Linked DNA regions of Mus musculus: region 2 is linked to region 1. A link is a contact called in ENCODE Hi-C or POLR2A ChIA-PET data. All regions are on one chromosome and are shown on one strand. The core of a region is the stretch at or near the end of the contact, and the rest is flanking DNA. Distances in the headings are between cores, read along the strand shown. Region 1 holds the start of Lcat (lecithin cholesterol acyltransferase). Region 2 holds the start of Dpep3 (dipeptidase 3).

Region 1 (2,700 bases), core at 22-2,521:
CACACACCTGCTAGCTTGTTGTCATCCACGTACTCAACAGATTCGGTCTTGCCAAAGCCAGGGACACGGATCTGGACACCAGGGGCATTGGACACGCGCCCAGAGCTGTGGTTGTAGACAATCCTGGGGATAGTGGGACATTTAGCAGCCAGCAGCCAAGGGTCAACGTGCAGGGGTTTGGTAGACCACACAGGACATACCTGGTATTATCAATCCAGCAGTCCACCCCGAGGGGGAGAAACAAGTTGAAATCCAGCCAGATGGTGAAGAAGTCCTCTGTCTTACGGTAGCACATCCAGTTCACCACATCTGGTTTATCCAGCTTGGCTTCTAGCCGATTCCCCAAGCAGCCAGGCACTGTGGGCACCAGCTTTTGTTCTGAACCTCTTGGCTTCTCTCCAACCCCCCAACCCTACCACCCAAAAAAGCCCACCCCTCCATCTCGTACACCCTCCTCAAGGTTCTAATGACACCTCTCTCCGGCTCCATTCTTACTGTCCCACCGGTACCGCTGATTCCAGGCTCCCTTCAGGCACGGAAGGTTCCAGGAACCAAGGCCACTGACCCCTGCCCCCACAAAGCAAACACCCAGCCTGGCTTTCCATTATTGCCAAAGTCCAAGGGGAGAACAAATAGGTAAGGGGGGACAGGGGCTGGGCCTTGAACAGGGGGCAGGCCTTTACAGACCTCTCCTGCTATCCTGCCTGGGATAGCTGGGTATCTCTGGCTGGGTATCTTGTTCTTGGTAAGACAGAGGCCAAGGAAGTGTGGGACTTAACCCAGTATCCAATGTATCTAGAGCTGGTCATGGCTTGTAGTGCCCTGGCCAAGGCCTCAGGCAAATCTATTCCCATTCGCCGACCACCACCCCAACCCCAGACCCCCGGAGAAGACAACTTGGAGACAGAATAGTATGAAGAAGAAAGGAGTGATGTCTCTGGAGAACGAGCCTTTGGTCCTTCCCCACACCAATTCAGGCTCGTGAGGGCTCATGGTGGGCCAAGAGAACCTTGACAGAATCTGCTGCTGTCGGGCTTAGGACCCAGGCTCCCCGGGGTCTCGCTTGATGTATCAGGGGCCTAGTGGGGGCTTACCGAGGATGACAGGCCGTGTGTGGTTACTGAGTTCAGCCTTGGGCGTGGTGTGCGGGGGGAAGAGCACATTGAGGAGCCAGAAGGGGGTGGCAGGAGGGAGCAGTAGCCCCAACAGCAACAGCACCCGCTGCCATGGGGAGCCAGGCAGCCCCATCACAGCCCAGTGCCTACTGACAGATGAGGCAGTCCTGGGCTGGCCTTATCTGGACCGGGGGTGGGAGGGGCCCCCGGGGCCAGTGGGAGGGACAGACGGCCAATGGGGGTGGCCAGGAAGGGGCATAGCCTTTGGGATCTGGCTCTGGACTGGGGTTCAGTTCCGTCTTTCTTCCCTTGGCGCCAGGGAAAAAAGAGCCGGAGCAGCAGGAGGCCCAGAAGTACACAATGTTTTATTGAAAAAAGTCAGGCTCAGCTTGGCCGGCTCCATTCCACTTGGCTTGATGAGGGCCTCTGCCCACAGCAGCCTGGGCCAGGTCTTCCTGCAGGCAGGCCCAGCTCAGCTCCCCCTCTTACTGTGCCCCTCTTCCCCTTTCTGAAATGATGACATCCAAACAATAAATATACAATAAATAGCACTTGTGGGCCCATCTGGGAATTCAAATCCCGTATCAACCCTCACCAGTCTTCTCTAGTCAGGATAGGCCTCTATTGGAGTATGGGAGGGGACAGTCCCTAAATCCACCAGGGTCCCCTGGGCCCTCGGATCCATTTCCACTGCAAGGCCCAAGCTTGGTTTCCCTGGAGACGTAGCAGAGCTGGTCCAAAGCAAGGCTGGGCAAAGCAGAACTGGCAAGTAGGTGCAAGGCCGGGCACTGTTGTCCTAGACACCCCAACTCCAGGCCACAAGACTCCATCGGGGCTCAGGAATAGATGGTGATGACTTCCCGGCCGCCGCCACGCACCAACAACACCCGTTCAAGGCCCTCGGTTAGGACTTCAAGGAATTCCATGTCTGCAGGGTTGTCAGGTCAAGGAGGCAGCCACAGGACCAAGGCCACTTTCCACTCAAGGAGAGGACCTCTCCCCACTGTCAGCATTTACACAAAAGGATACAGTTCTCGTCGCCCTCGCTGTTCTTAGGGGGGCCAGGCATGTTCAGCAAAACCAGACGGGCATCGTGGGAGCGCGTGACAATGACCTCGTTGAGCTTCACAGCAGTGTGCATGCGCCGCACGTTGGACTGGTCCCTGCAGACCAAGTGGCTGGTCACAGGCCAGCGATCTTTGTCCCTGGCCCATCTGCACAGCATGCCCGTCCCCACTCTCCCTCCATTCCAGACCTCACCATGGCTTGTACTCACGGCTTAATGTGCACCAGCTCCCGGAAGTTGTCAGGGGCGTGGCTGGGGTCCCAGGGCTCAGCCATGTACTTGTCTCTGGTCCACGTCATCTGGATCTTGTCGGCCCCTGCCACAGACTCTTCCTCCTCGTCGGAGTAGAGGCTCTCCAGCCTAAGAGCCGAGTGCCTGTCCTTTACCAGCTGGGCCTGAGGACAACCAGAGGAGATATCCTTGGTACCCTGGGAAAATGGGGGCCTGCTTGGCCCAATAGGACTATCCTGCCTCTAAGACCTTTCTGATTCAGGCAAACAGATGCAGTTCTTTGTTAAA
Region 2 (2,827 bases), core at 21-2,520, 36 kb after region 1:
TGAGGTCACCAGCTCCAGCTCAGGGTAAGCAGAGCACATGCGACGAATGAGATCAATCTGCTCCAGGGCTAGGCGTACGGCATCCCGGTCCTGGGTTTGGCACGGGATGTAGGCTGACCAGAACTAGGAGTAGGTCCAGGGGTTCACAGTGAGACCAGTATGGTCTTCAAAGCCTTAGGCCTGCCCTTCCTGCCTCAGCCCATTTAAATCAATGGCTCTCCATAGTACCCTCATGATATTTAAGCCTGGCAGCCAGTGGACATGCTGGGGCTGAGTGACACATAGCTGCTGTTTGTCCATGATCCTATGTGGATGTCACAGGTGATGTTACCATATCCTCTGTGGATCCAGCAACCCCCACACGCACAAGAACATTCCTGATTATTTTATATGTATTTCCACTAACCCTGAGCATCTAAGTAGCTCTTCTGTGTTGGCCTTCAAACTCTTTATATGCTCTTGCATGACGGTGTGCGGCATGCTCCAAATACCTAGTTATTGAGAGCCTGGCCTTCTCAGGTTTCCGTGTCCCCAACATTTCCATCATTCTGGTACTGCGTTACCTGGGCACCCACAAGGCCGTCCCTGAGCCTATCCAGGTTGGTCTGGCCACGGGTGAAATTGCGCAGATTCACATCCTGCAGCTGGTTCTGGAAAAGTTCTCTCAAGAGCAGAGGCAGGTCGTTGTGGCTGGAGATGGTGTGGTCAGCGTGAGAACATGGCCTCCAGAGCAGGGCAGTTCCATAGGCAATGGGGTCAAAGGGAGAAGGGGGTCCCCGTGTATGGCAAAGGAAAGGTATAAGGGGAGGGATGTTTCTCGATAGTATAACTTAACCCCCAATGCCTCACACCCGCACATACGCACCCATCCACAAGTGGGAAGTCTCGCATCAGAGCCAGTGCTTGCTCTCGAAGGCGAGGGTCACTGGTCACACCTGACGTGGCCGTGTCATTAGGAATGCCTGGAGCGGTCGTGGCATTGGAGGCTTCCGGTGTTGTCGGAGCACTGGAGGGGCTCGGAGTAGTCAGGGTGCAGGTTACCCACAGAGACGGAACTAGAAGTAACACCCCCAGCAGGGACAGCCGGTGCCCCAGAGGCCGCAGGCCGAGCGCGCGTGGACCCTCAAGACCCGCGGGCTGCATGGTGCTCAGTCTTGGTCACAAGAGCGCTTGAGAAGGGCAGGGATAGGGCAGAGGGCGACAATGGGTTCGGACCTTCGATTCAGGGTCCCTAGGACGTGGCCTCGCTTGGAAGGGCTTCCAGTCACCCTGCTGCGCAACGGACGCTCTGGAATTTTCCACTCCTACAAGCGCAGTCGCTAGAGGGCACCACCTCCCTTCCGCTCCCCCAAGTAGAAGGGCGCCCCCTTGGGCCTGGCGGGTCTCTGCTTGCAGCGCTCGTCAACTACCTCATTGTTTGTGGCTGAGTTGAAGGGGCCTGCTAGTGGCCAGAAATCTAACTAATCTCACCCCCTGGCCAGACCTATGTGTGTTAGTGCCTGAAAGTGCTGGTGCCTTCAGTGGGGTCAAATATTCTGTGATGTGCTAAGTTCTGTGTAGAGGAGTGAATTAAATCTGTGTGGGTTTTGTTAGGTTTCGTCTTGTTTTTTTTTTTTTTTTTTTCGGTTTTTTGGTTTCTGAGACAGGGTTCCTCTGTATAGCCCTGGCTGTCCTGGAACTCACTTTGTAGACCAGGCTGGCTGGCCTTGAACTCAGAAATCCGCCTGCTTTTGCCACCCAAGTGCTGGGATTAAAGGCGTGTGCCACCACCGCCCGGCTTAGTCTTGTTTTTGTGGTGAGGTCTTGTTATATTGCCTGGGCTGAGTTTAAGCTATCAGCAGTACTGCTGTTATCTAGAGATGCACTGCTACTAACAGAAGAAAGACTACCCAGCCAGGTGTATAATCCTAGCAGTCAGAAGGCAAAGGCAGGGCTGTGAGTTTGTAGCCAACTTGGGCTACATAGCAATACCCTACATCAAAAGAAAACAACAAAAACAACAAAACCCCACCAAGCCATGCATAGTAACTCACATGCATAATTCCAGTACTTGGAAGGTTGAGGCAGGAGGATTTCAAAGCACTCAAGGCCAACGTGGGCTACACAGAGTTCCAGGCCAGTGTGAACTATATGGAGGAAAAGCTTGTCTCCAACCAACCAACCAAGAGCAGGATTCTCTGCTGAGAAACCTACACCTTTTTTTATTAATTACCTTTTCCTAAGTACCCCTCCCCGTCCCTGAACACTTCTTTCAATATACACTAAGACCGGTTCTTAATACATTTTGGGGGGTTGAAGATATGGCTCAGGGGTTAAGAACACCGTCTTTTCTTCTAGAGACCCTGACTTCAATTCCCAGCAACCACATGGTGGCTTACAACCACTTAGAGTGGAATCCAGTACCCTCTTATTTCTACTGTACTCACAAAATGAAGGGCATCAAGATGACTCAGTGGGTACAAGCATTTGCCGTGCCAGTCAAACTGAGTCCTATGTCCAGATATTTTAAAAATTCATTTATTTTGCTTTTCAAGATAGATTTTACTGTGTAGCCCTGGCTGTCCAGGAACTCACTTTGTAGACGAGTCTTTCTTACTCTACCACTAAATTACACCCTATATTTTACTTAACTTTTTCATTTTCTTTTTTTAAATTTCATTTTATTAGTAGTACTATGCATGTGAAAGAACAGGGTGAGGAGGTGCCTACATGCTGTGGCATTCAGATTGAGGTCAGAGGACAATTTTTAGAAGTCTGTCCTCAGCTTCCACCTTGCCAAGGATCTTTTTGTTTCCATTGCTATGCTGATCTAGCTGGCTCAAATGCT

What was found. A loop is a pair of places that touch in the nucleus more often than their neighbours do. ChIA-PET counts read pairs that join two places held with the same protein, here RNA polymerase II (POLR2A).
Region 2: a map of v-Abl transformed pro-B cells shows a loop between it and region 1 (2.2-fold over the local background). The contact joins the promoter of Dpep3 here to the promoter of Lcat in region 1. A Hi-C loop is called at or near these places in 2 of 37 maps with a recorded cell type or tissue (both v-Abl transformed pro-B cells). POLR2A ChIA-PET finds 5 or more read pairs at or near these places in 2 of 5 experiments (Patski and embryonic stem cell).

The regions. Positions count from the first base shown.
Region 1 is chr8:105,942,131-105,944,830 of GRCm38, forward strand. Lcat (lecithin cholesterol acyltransferase) reads right to left here and starts at 1,272. Exons shown (of 6, transcript NM_008490.2): 1 at 1,095-1,272; 2 at 201-357; 3 at 8-123. The coding sequence starts at 1,248. Slc12a4 (solute carrier family 12, member 4) reads right to left here. Exons shown (of 24, transcript NM_009195.3): 22 at 2,392-2,576; 23 at 2,145-2,278; 24 at 1,460-2,043. The coding sequence ends at 1,952.
Region 2 is chr8:105,978,149-105,980,975 of GRCm38, forward strand. Dpep3 (dipeptidase 3) reads right to left here and starts at 1,271. Exons shown (of 10, transcript NM_027960.2): 1 at 866-1,271; 2 at 564-690; 3 at 1-123. The coding sequence starts at 1,143.